Regions from separate parts of the Homo sapiens genome. Here regions 1 and 3 are each linked to region 2. A link is a contact called in ENCODE Hi-C or POLR2A ChIA-PET data. All regions are on one chromosome and are shown on one strand. Each heading gives the region's core, a stretch centred on a gene start or an enhancer-like site at or near the end of the contact. The rest is flanking DNA. Distances are from core to core; before and after follow the strand shown.

What was found. A loop is a pair of places that touch in the nucleus more often than their neighbours do. ChIA-PET counts read pairs that join two places held with the same protein, here RNA polymerase II (POLR2A). Pooled maps may share reads with other maps.
Region 1: a pooled map shows a loop between it and region 2 (6-fold over the local background). The contact joins the promoter of NOM1 here to the enhancer-like site in region 2. A Hi-C loop is called at or near these places in 7 of 50 pooled maps. POLR2A ChIA-PET finds 5 or more read pairs at or near these places in 3 of 52 experiments (activated CD4-positive, alpha-beta T cell, activated CD8-positive, alpha-beta T cell and activated naive CD4-positive, alpha-beta T cell).
Region 3: a pooled map shows a loop between it and region 2 (2.4-fold over the local background). The contact joins two enhancer-like sites. A Hi-C loop is called at or near these places in 1 of 50 pooled maps. POLR2A ChIA-PET finds 5 or more read pairs at or near these places in 3 of 52 experiments (A549, CD8-positive, alpha-beta memory T cell and Panc1).

Annotation. Positions count from the first base shown.
Region 1 is chr7:156,948,092-156,951,339 of GRCh38, forward strand. It overlaps NOM1 (nucleolar protein with MIF4G domain 1), which reads left to right and starts at 1,621. Exons shown (of 11, transcript NM_138400.2): 1 at 1,621-2,633. The coding sequence starts at 1,647. RefSeq lists an enhancer at 773-1,301 and silencers at 1,362-1,711, 1,992-2,041.
Region 2 is chr7:157,300,571-157,304,339 of GRCh38, forward strand. No RefSeq gene overlaps it. Among named protein-coding and RNA genes, the nearest start is that of DNAJB6, 35 kb to the right of the region's middle. RefSeq lists a silencer at 885-1,179 and enhancers at 1,761-1,890, 2,101-2,370. Within about 2 kb of position 2,006, at least 17 of the 41 ENCODE cell types and tissues checked have a DNase peak (open chromatin) inside an H3K27ac peak, as active enhancers do.
Region 3 is chr7:156,967,975-156,971,402 of GRCh38, forward strand. It overlaps NOM1 (nucleolar protein with MIF4G domain 1), which reads left to right. Exons shown (of 11, transcript NM_138400.2): 10 at 1,113-1,222; 11 at 1,555-3,428. The coding sequence ends at 1,729. Among named protein-coding and RNA genes, the nearest start is that of NOM1, 20 kb to the left of the region's middle. RefSeq lists a silencer at 356-547. Within about 2 kb of position 2,142, at least 2 of the 41 ENCODE cell types and tissues checked have a DNase peak (open chromatin) inside an H3K27ac peak, as active enhancers do.

The DNA of each region.
Region 1 (3,248 bases), core at 371-2,870, 350 kb before region 2:
ACCCTGTACATAGAGTATATTGCTTATTAAAAATTAAATTACTTATTTTTTTAAAGTACCTTAAATATTTGAGAGAGGAAAATATTTGCACATAGGAGATACAGAGGATTATTCAAAATTTTTTATTTGTAAAGAATTCCTTGCCGGGTGTGGTGGCTCACACCTGTAATCCCAATACTTTAGGATTTGAGCTTAGGAGTTTGAGACCTGCCTGGACAACACAGGGAGACCCTGTCTCTACTTTAAATTTATATTAAATAAATTTTATATTTAAAAAAATTCGTAAAACCTATAAGGAAAATGGACAAAGGCCATAAACAGAGGAGGAAATACAAATGGCCAGTGAACAAAGACACCCACTCTCATCAGGAACTAAATGACAAGATGCCATTTTGAGCTGACAAGTTGACAAAAATTAAATCATTTTAAAGTCAAGGACGGGCCGGGCGCGGTGGCTTGCCTGTAATCCCAGCACTTTGGTCCGCCATTGCACTCCGGCCTGGGCAACAGAGTGAGACTCGGTCTCAAGAAAAAAAAAAGAAAAAAAATTAAATTAAATTAAATTAAGTCAAGGGTGGGAACTCTGTGGAAATGAAGCTTCTGAAGCTGTCCGGGAAGAGAAGCGGCCCCTGGTCAGGCCGAGAACCCCACAGCAGCAGCCCCGTCTTCCCCCAGCTCACTGCTAGGCGAGGCTGCTCCTGCGCCTCCGGGCTTCCCAAAAATCCAGACGCAAACTGCGCGGCCTCTGCGTTCGCTTCCCGGTTCAAGTTACCCAGTAAAGAGGAACCTCAAACGCTCTGCCCTCGGGGCCCAGCGTCCAAACCCAGCCTGGGCAGGGCCGGCTCCTCAGGGGTCCTCGGCCGCCTGGGGGCCACAGGCGTCTCCCTGGTCCGTATCCAGAGCCTGCTTCTCAGGAGAACGCTGGCTCTGGGGCCAGTCCTAACCCACGAGGGCTCCTCTCGACCACATCTGCAAAGGCCCTATTTCCAAATAAGGTCGCATTCCTGGGTCCTGGGCGGACACGAACCTGGGGCCCGCGCATCCCAGCGTCGTCGCCGCCGCCAACCTCCGGCACCGCGCCGACCCGCGCGGAGTCTCCCCTCCATCATACGCGAGGATTTCCCTTTGGAGTCTCGCTCTGTCGCCCAGGCTGGAGTGCAATGGCGCCATTTCGGCTCACTGCAACCTCCGCCTCCGTGGTTCAAGCGATTCTCCTGCCTCAGCCTCCGAGTAGCTGGGATTACAGGCGCGTGCCCCCACGCTCAGCTAATTTTTGTAGGGGGGTGGGTGGGTTTCACCAGGTTGGCCAGGCTGGTCTCGAACTCCTGACTTCAGGTGATCCACCCGTCTCGGCCTCCCAAAGTGCTGGGATTACAGGCGTGAGCCACCGCGCCCGGCCGGATTTCCCTTTTAAATGTGAAGGCACCTCCATGCTCATCGCGAGCCTGACGTCCACGCGGCGCCCACCCGCGGGCGCGCCTGCCCCGGGCGCCACCTGCCCGGCTGCCCCCGCACCCGGCTCCGCGCAGCTCTGCACGCTGTCGCCCTCCGGCCAGCAGGGGGCGCCGCCCGCCCGCCCCGCGCAGCCGCCTCTTCCCCGGAAGTCCCGCCTCGGCCGGAAGTCGTGCGTCCACGCGTTTCGAAAGATGGCGGCGTCCAGGAGCGCGGGAGAGGCCGGCCCGGGCGGCTCCCAGGGACGCGTGGTCCGCATGAAGCGCAGAGGCGGGCGCGGGCCGCGCCGCGGTCCTGCTGGCGGTGGGGAGAAGGCCCTGAAGAGGCTGAAGCTAGCGGTGGAGGAGTTCGTGCACGCGACTTCGGAAGGCGAGGCTCCCGGGGGTTGCGAGGGGCGCGGCGCCCCGGTGAGCTTTCGCCCGGGAGGGAGAAAAAGCCGTAAGGAACTGAGGAAGGAGAAGCGGCACCTGCGGAAAGCACGCCGGCTGCAGAGGACGGCGGGCCCCGAACAGGGTCCCGGCCTGGGAGGCCGAAGCGGAGCCGAAGAAGCCAGCGGTCACCGGCAGGACACGGAGGAGCGCGCCCGCCCAGCCCCTAGTCGGGACCCCTCGCCTCCCAGGAAGCCGCGGCCGTCCCGGGTCAAGGCCAAGGCCACGGCCGCCACCGCAAAGACCAGACCCTCCGCAGCCGCCACCGCCGCTGCCCGGAAACGGGCGCTTTTAGCGGCGAACGAGGAGGAGGACCGAGAGATCCGAAAGCTGGAGCGTTGCCTCGGTTTGAACAAGCGCAAAAAGAAGGACGGCAGCAGCTCCGTGCCGCTGAGCTTTGCACGCGACGGTCTTGACTATATTCTGGGAGCCCTGGAGTCTGGGAAAAATAGCGGCTTGTACGACAGCAGTGGTGAGGAGGAGGAAGATGCCGGACAGACACTCCCCGAAAGTGACTTAGAGAGTGACTCCCAGGACGAAAGTGAGGAGGAGGAGGAGGGAGACGTAGAAAAGGAAAAGAAGGCGCAGGAAGCAGAAGCGCAGAGCGAGGACGACGACGAGGATACAGAAGAGGAACAGGGGGAAGAAAAGGAAAAGGGAGCGCAGGAGAAAAGGAGGGGGAAGAGAGTCCGTTTTGCAGAAGATGAAGAAAAGAGTGAAAATTCCTCGGAGGACGGTGACATAACGGATAAGGTATCGTGTGAACACTCTCTAGGCCCTCTGGGATTTCCTTCAAAATAACGGGACAGGGAATGGGGCGTGAGGCAGAAATGACACAGACTTGGTGTCTTGATAATGGTTTCAGCTGAATGTGAGTAAATCGAGTACGTTACTCTATTCGGTCTTCTTTCATGTTTTTAAATTTTCATAATGTAAAGTTTAGGAGAAAAGCAATATAGAGACATTTTTATCCCGGGGACTTAAGGGCCATTTCCACAGTGCAGCATCTTCATTCTGTGTTTACCAGCCCAGGTCTCTAAACCTGTTAACCCTACCTCATCTGTTAAGGCCTCTTTCGAGTATCCGAGGACATCTGCCGTGCCCGACTTTTAGAGTGAATTTTCTAAAACTCGAAGCTAATTTACAGCACTCCCTTAGATAAAGTCCAACATTGAATTAAAGATAAAGGCTGAGGCGGGGCAGATCATTTGAGGTCAGGTGTTTGAGACCAGCCTGGCTAACGTGGTGAAACCCCGTCATTACTAAAAATACAAAAAACAGCCGGGCGTGGTGGCAGGCGCCTGTAATCCCAGCTACTTGGGAAGCTGAGGCTTGAACCAGGGAGGCAGAGGTTGCACTGAGCCGAGA
Region 2 (3,769 bases), core at 756-3,255:
GCTCTCCCTGGGAGAGGCCTCAGCACAGCGATGCGAACCTCTCACACGCATGCAGAATTCTCCCACGTGTGTCAGGGAGCCCAGGTCCACCTCCCAGGAAGGCCGGCTCCCCAGCGTCCAGCACGTGGCCTGCTCTGCAGGGGAGCGGGAGGCCGGGGTCCCCCACACAGCTTCTCTCCGTCCACCTGCGCGGAGGCTCCTGCACAGGAACCCTGGTGAGAAAACACCCGCGGTGGGAGGAGAGCGCACGCCGGTGTTGCACACGCTCCCGTGTCACTTTCCCTGGTGGTCTAAAGACATGGTATTCACTCACCAACATCCCACTGCATTGTTCGGAAATAAAAATGCCATTAGTCCTGCCTCTGTCAGGCTGAAAGCAGTCACGGCCCTGGAACCAAGAATGGCTTTTACATCTATGGAGGGTTGCAAAAGACAAACAAGGGAAGGAGGATCACTTGAGGCCATGAGTTTGAGACCAGCCCAGACAACAAAGCAAGATCTCATCTCTACAAGAAAAAAAAAAGGCCGGGAACAGTGGCTCACGCCTGTAATCCCAGCACTTTGGGGCTGGCAAATTGCTTGAACCCAGGAGTTTGGGACCAGCCTGGGCAACATGGTGAAACCCATCTCTACTAAAAAATACAAAAAAGTAGCTGCTCAGGAGGCTACGGTGGGAGGATCACCTGAGCCCTGGAAGTCAAGGCTGCAGTGAGCCGTGTTCACGCCACTACACTCCAGCCTGGGTGACAGGAGTGAAACTGTCAAAAAACAAACAAACAAACAAAAAACTAGCCTGGCATTGTGGTGAATGCCTGTATTCCCAGCTACTTGGGGCAGGAAGATCGCTGGAGCCCATGTTCGAGGCTGCAGTGTGTGGAGAGCTATTATTACACCACTGCACTCCAGCCTGGGTAACAGTGATCCTGTCTCAAAATACATACATATATCTAGCAAGTAATTCAGATCATGTTGATTTAAAGACAACACAGCTGAATATACGATGGCAAGAACAAAATGTATGACTCCAATATATAATATGAAACCTTAGAGCATTTATTCCCCTTGGCTAAGAGGGTCTGAATTCCTTTCGCAGGGCTGCCAGAACAACATCCCACAGACTGGGCAGCTTAAACAAGAGATTGAGCGTCTCGCACTCTGCAGTCTGGAAGGCCAAGGTCAAGGTGTAGGCAGGGCTGGTTCCTCAGTGGCTCTGCAGGACGACTGTGTCCCAGGCTACTTCCCTTTGCTGATCGATGGCCCTTGGCCCTCTGTGTCCTCACAGGGTGGCCCTTCTGTGCACGTCTGCATCCTGATCTCTTCTGGTAAGGACCCCAATCGGATTGGAAGAGGGCCCACCCTAATGGCCTCCTTTTGGCTTAATGATCTCTCGGGAGACCCTGTCTCCAGGTACAGTCACATTCTGGGTACTGGGAGTTGGGCTTGAACACAGGGCTTGGAGAGCACTGTTTTGCCCATAACAGGGCCTCTGGGGAAAAGTTCAAAAATCTGTCAAAAGAAGGAGAAGACAGGAGAATCGCATCGCTTGAACCCGGGAGGCGGAGGTTGCAGTCAGCCAAGATTGCGCCACTTCACTCCAGCCTGGGCGACAGAGGAAGACTCTGTCTCAAAAAAAAAAAAAAAAAAAAAAAAAAAGAACGGTAGATCCTTCTGTTCTGCCTGGAAGGTTGTCCACGAGGCCTTAGTGAGTGAAAGAGCCGTTCTGGGGGCGTCTAAACTGTATGTTCCCATGTGTATGTTCAGGCTACTGACCTGTAGCTCGAGTGGAATTGCAGGGGCCTGTCTGCATCATAGACAGGGCACACTTTGAATTTTCCTGACAACGTGCGTTTTATCTATTATAGGCACACATTTTAAAAACTGGAAATGGAAACCAGAGCAAACACACGAAAACAAAAACCCCCAAACAGATGAGTAAGGGAAACCACTCAGTATGTGTAAACCGTGCCACCAACGTTCCAGTTCACAGCAGCCAGATCACAGGAAGCTGCCTGGCACAGGCGCCCACTTCCTGGTGTCGGGTGGCCCAGAAACCGCCTTGTCATCAGCGTTGCTTGGTGAGCACAGCCCCAGGCACAGCCCCAGGGCTCGACTGTCTTTCTGAGCCCAACTCCCTCCTGGTGGGAACATTCAGTATGTCTTCCTCGGAGGAGGCCATGTCAACCCTGACCCAGCCACTCCCTCTATCTTCTTCTTCTTCTTCTTCTTCTTTTGAGACTGAATGTCGCTCTGTCGTCCAGGCTGGAGTGTCGTGGTGTGATCTCGGCTCGCTGTAACCTCTGCCTTCTGGGTTCAAGTGATTCTCCTGTCTCAGCCTCTCAAGTAGCTGGGACTACAGGCACGAGCCACCATGCCCAACTAATTTTTGTATTTTTAGCAGAGGTGGAGTTTCACTATGTTGGTCAGGATGGTCTCGATCTCTTGACCTCATGATCTGCCTGCCTCGGCCTCCCAAAGTGCTGGGATTACAGGCATGAGCCACCACGCCCGGCCCTGTATTTTTTATTTTTTATTTTTTATTTAGTAGAGATGGGTTTTTCTCATGTCGCCCAGGCTGATCTTGAGCTCAGGCAATCCACCTGCCTTGGTCTCCCTAAATGCTGGGATTATAGGCACGAGCCGCTGCGCCCGGCCGATCTGCCCTTCTTTTTTTGTTTGTTTGTTTGTTTGTTTGTTTTGAGACGGAGTCTCCCTCTGTCTCCCAGGCTGGAGTGCAGTGGCGCAATCTCAGCTCACTGCAAGCTCCGCCTCCTGGATTCAGGCCATTCTCCTGCCTCAGCCTCCCGAGTAGCTGGGACTACAGGCACCTGCCACCACGCCCAGCTAATTTTTTCGTATTTTTAGTAGAGACGGGGTTTCACCGTGTTAGCCAGGATGGTCTCGATCTCCTGACCTCGTGATCCGCCCGCCTCAGCTTCCCAAAGTGCTGGGATTACAGGCATGAGCCACCGCGCCCGGCCTCTGCCCTTCTTTTCAGTTGCTGCATAGTCTCCATTGCATGGTCCTACTGTGTCCATCTCATCAGTTCCTTAGGAATTAGTGCTTAGGGTAGCTGCAGTCTCTGCCACTCTCACCATGGCTGCAGAGCGTGTCCCGGCATATATTTAATGTGTTTCACTTTGTCTACTCCTGCAAATGGATCTGCAGACGTTCCTGTCAGTGGAATTGTTAGGTCAAAGACGATGCATGTCTTCCTCTGAGTATTGATTGTCACGTCTCTCACACTGACATATGCTACTGATTGCAAATCTATGTGGATGCTGCTGTATCAAATAACATTCAAATTAGTCGCAAAGGAAAAGAGAGATGGATTCCTTTCATATGAATTGTCCAACATAGGCAGGTGCACGGGGACAAAGTGGAAGAAGGGGAGAGCCTGTGATGGATCTGAGGTGGTTGTTGTTTTTGTTTTGTTTTACTGCTCCTTGTGGGGTAGGTCCTCCTCGTAGACAGTGTGCCCAGCATAGCCCAAGGTTTCTTTCTTTCTTTTTTTTTTTTCTTTTTGAGACAGAGTCTCACTCTGTCGCCCAGGCTGGAGTGTAGTGGTGGGATCTCGGTTCACTGCAACCTCCGCCTCCCGGGTTCAAGCGATTCTTCTGCCTCAGCCTCCTGAGTAGCTGGGACTACAGGCATGTGCCACCGTACCTGGCTCATTTTTGCATTTTTGGTAGAGACGGTGTTTCACCATATTGGCCAGGCTGGTCTTGAACTCCTGACCTTGTAATCCGCCCACCTTGGCCTCCCAAAGTGC
Region 3 (3,428 bases), core at 892-3,391, 330 kb before region 2:
TGACTGCAGTGGCCCAGACCCACAAGACAGCCGCAGCCACAGCTTCCCGTGTGTTTCTGTGTGTCGTGTGCAGTTCATCAGCATGCCGGCTCCAGTTCACCCTGCGTCCCTTGCTGTGTGGTGTCCAAGTTTGGCCACTGTACTGAAAATGAGGGCACCGAGCCTTACGCCAAATCCTGACAACTGGAATAACTTAGCTCATGGAGGAGGCGTTGCTCCCCCTCCGCTCCCCTGCCTTGCCTTTCGCTCGCCCAGGCATTGCGCTCATCCTGGAACAGCACAGATGCTACCACCGATGAGCGGGAGAGGCGTGGCAGGAGCACACCCTCAGGCGTAGAGCTTTAGAGATGCCCCCCGCCCTGCCCCTCCGGGCTGCTCTCATTCCGAGTTTCTCTGTGTTTCGACCATGCTTTTGTGGTCTCGCCGCGTCCTCGGGTCCGCAAGCGCCTGTGATGGTGTTTGGCTGCGCACCTCCCTGTGGGTAGCATTCCCGTCACCATGCGTTTAGTCCCCTCCTCTAGCTCGCTGACATTCAGCTAAGATTGCAGTGGGTCCACGTTGGCGCCCGTGAGTCTGTTCTGGGTAGCATCCTACTGTATACGTATGCCTCAGTTTATATACTTACTTATCCTACTGATCCGTGTTTATTTCTGATTTTTTGATAGTTTTCTAGGGCAGAGATATATATGGATTAGTCTTCTAGAAGTAAATTTTATATATATATATATATATATATATATATATATATATATATATATAGTTTTAATTAGGGGATGGGTACTTTTGGGAATGGAGGTAATTTATGGTTCAGTTCTAGATACTGAATTTCTGATTCATAAGGTGTATGACCCGGGAATTCCACTTACACTGCTGAGTTGTTCTCAACGGTGGCTGTGGCCGGCCACACCTCTGCCAGCAGTGTGTAGGAATTCCCAAGGCCCACATCCTTGCCAACAGGTGTTCATTTCTTAGCTCTGGAAATAGCTTCTTAAATCGGGTAGAGTGGGGGAAGGGGGGAGATTAATTTTTACTCTAATTAACTATATTACAAATCATTGAAAAAGTTGGCTAAATCAGTGTAACTTTATTTTTCTCCATGTCCTGACCATTAGGTAGTTGAATTCAGTGAATTGGACAAACCCAGAGTCCGTTTTTTACGAAAAGTATTAAGTATCCTATTAATGGAAACAGAAGTTGAAGACCTCAGTTTAATTTTCACAAGGTATGTGCCCCACCCTTTCCGACGAGACATGGAAGAGAAATGAAGAGATTGTTTTCACTTGTGTTGATTTACAAACACAAGGTTGTACTATACGTGTAGCTTAATCTTTTCGGTTTTATTTTTAAGCTGGTATGCATTAGATCTGGGGAATAGAAACTTGTCTGCTAGCAAACTAACAATGATTGTTAATAATAAAATATGTTAAGAAGTTCTTAATTGAGAATTTTATTTTTAAAAGAAACTGGTTATGTCTCACTATGCGAGATACCCAGGATTGAGATCTAGGAGAGGCCAGCTCAGCCCTGACATGTGTTTATACGATTCCTTTCCAGAGTATCTGACAACCCAAAGCTGGGGGTGTTACGTGAGGGTTTGAAGCTTTTCATCAGCCACTTCTTGCTAAAGAACGCACAGGCCCACAGAAGCGCCGACGAAGCCAACGTGCTGAGAGAGAAAGCTGACCTTGCAACGAAGTGTCTGCAAGGAAAAGCTTCCCTGAGAATGTAGTCAGGGAAGGAAGGAGGGCAGGTGGCCCTTTGACTGTAAAATGTCCTTGGTAAACCCAAAGGCTTATTCTGTTGCCTGCGTGTGAATGTTTGGTAGAGCTATATCATTGTCTGTTAATGTATTATATTTTGAGATTTTTTTTGATCTAAGGTTTTATTGTTTGTATTTCAAGCCATTTTCAAATAACTATCTTGGGGGTGAGAGGAGAAGGAGGGAGGGAAAAGGGGTCAGGCACACTGGACAGGGTTCTCTAAGCAGTGAGGCTGGTGTGTATGATTGTCTTAAAATTTTTTAATAGATATGGCCGAGCGTGATGGCTCACCCCTGTAATCCCAGCACTTTGTGAGGCCAAGGTGGGCGGATCACTTGAGGCCAGGAATTTGAAACCAGCCTGGGCAAAACCCTGTCTCTACTAAAAATATAAAAATTAGCCAGGCATGATGGCACATGCTGGTAATAGCAGCTACTGAGGTGGCTGAGGCACAAGAATTGCTTGGACCCTGGAGGTAGAGGCTGCAGTGAGCCAAGATTGTACCACTGTACTCCAGCCTGGGCTGGACAGTGAGACTTTTGACAGTGAGACTGTCAAAAAAAAAAAAAAAATTAATAGATAAAACAGGCCACTAGAGGGTGCAGTTATAAAGAAATTGATGAGGTTTTTACCTTTTTAAAATATTGGTTAGAAGTTCAAAAACCATCCCTTAAAGGTGATTGTTTTTTTGAGACAGAGTCTTGCTCTGTCACCCAGAGTGGAGTGCAGTGTCCTGTAATCTCAGCTCACTGCAACCTCTACCTCCCGGGTTCAAGCGATTCTCCTGCCTCAGCCTCTTTAGCTGGGACTACAGGCGCACGCCACCACGCCCGGCTAATTTTTGTATTTTAGTAGAGATGGGTTTCACCATGTTGGCAAGGCTGGTCTTGAACTCCTGACCTCAGGTGATACACCCATCTCGGCCTCCCAAAGTGCTGGGATTACAGGCTTGAGCCACCACGCCCAGCTTAAATGTGATTCTTGATACTGTTTTAAGTATTTAGGTTGCAATTAACTTTGGCAAAGTCAGTCGACATAAGCCCTGTGGATATGGCCTTATGTACACTGTAATGCAGACAGGTGCTTTTCATCATTCATGTAACATTCTCACACAGTTGAGGATATTCATCTCCTCACCAATTCCAGATTGTAAATGTACCATCTTAAACAACTCTGAGGTCACCAAACAGTAGTTATTTGACTGTTAATAGGTGCTACTTGCTTGCAAGGATTTGGAGATGTAAACATGAAGAAAATATAGTTACTGCCTGCAAAGAATTAACATCCGTCTAGTGGGAGAAACAAACACACCCCACTCACTAAGTATGGAAAACTGATTCTGGGAGGAAGCAGAAATGTCCCTAGATAACAGCATGTATTGCAGATACCCAAATGTTTATTGTTTTCTCAGCCCTTCAATTTTGCTTTTCTCTCTCAAATGCTACAGACTCAATTTAAATCTTACCTTTGATTGTTGAAAAAAGTCACTAAGATGTGAATACAGAATAGACATTGAGAGGTTATATATGTCCAAAACTCATCTGTCCAGCAGTCACCGTCCTCTTCAGAGTGGTCACGTTGGGCAGATGGGCACAGGTGCTGGTGATGCCTCTCCTGGGCAAAACGCCCCATTTGTGGCACTTTCAGATACTATTTATTTACTTTTTA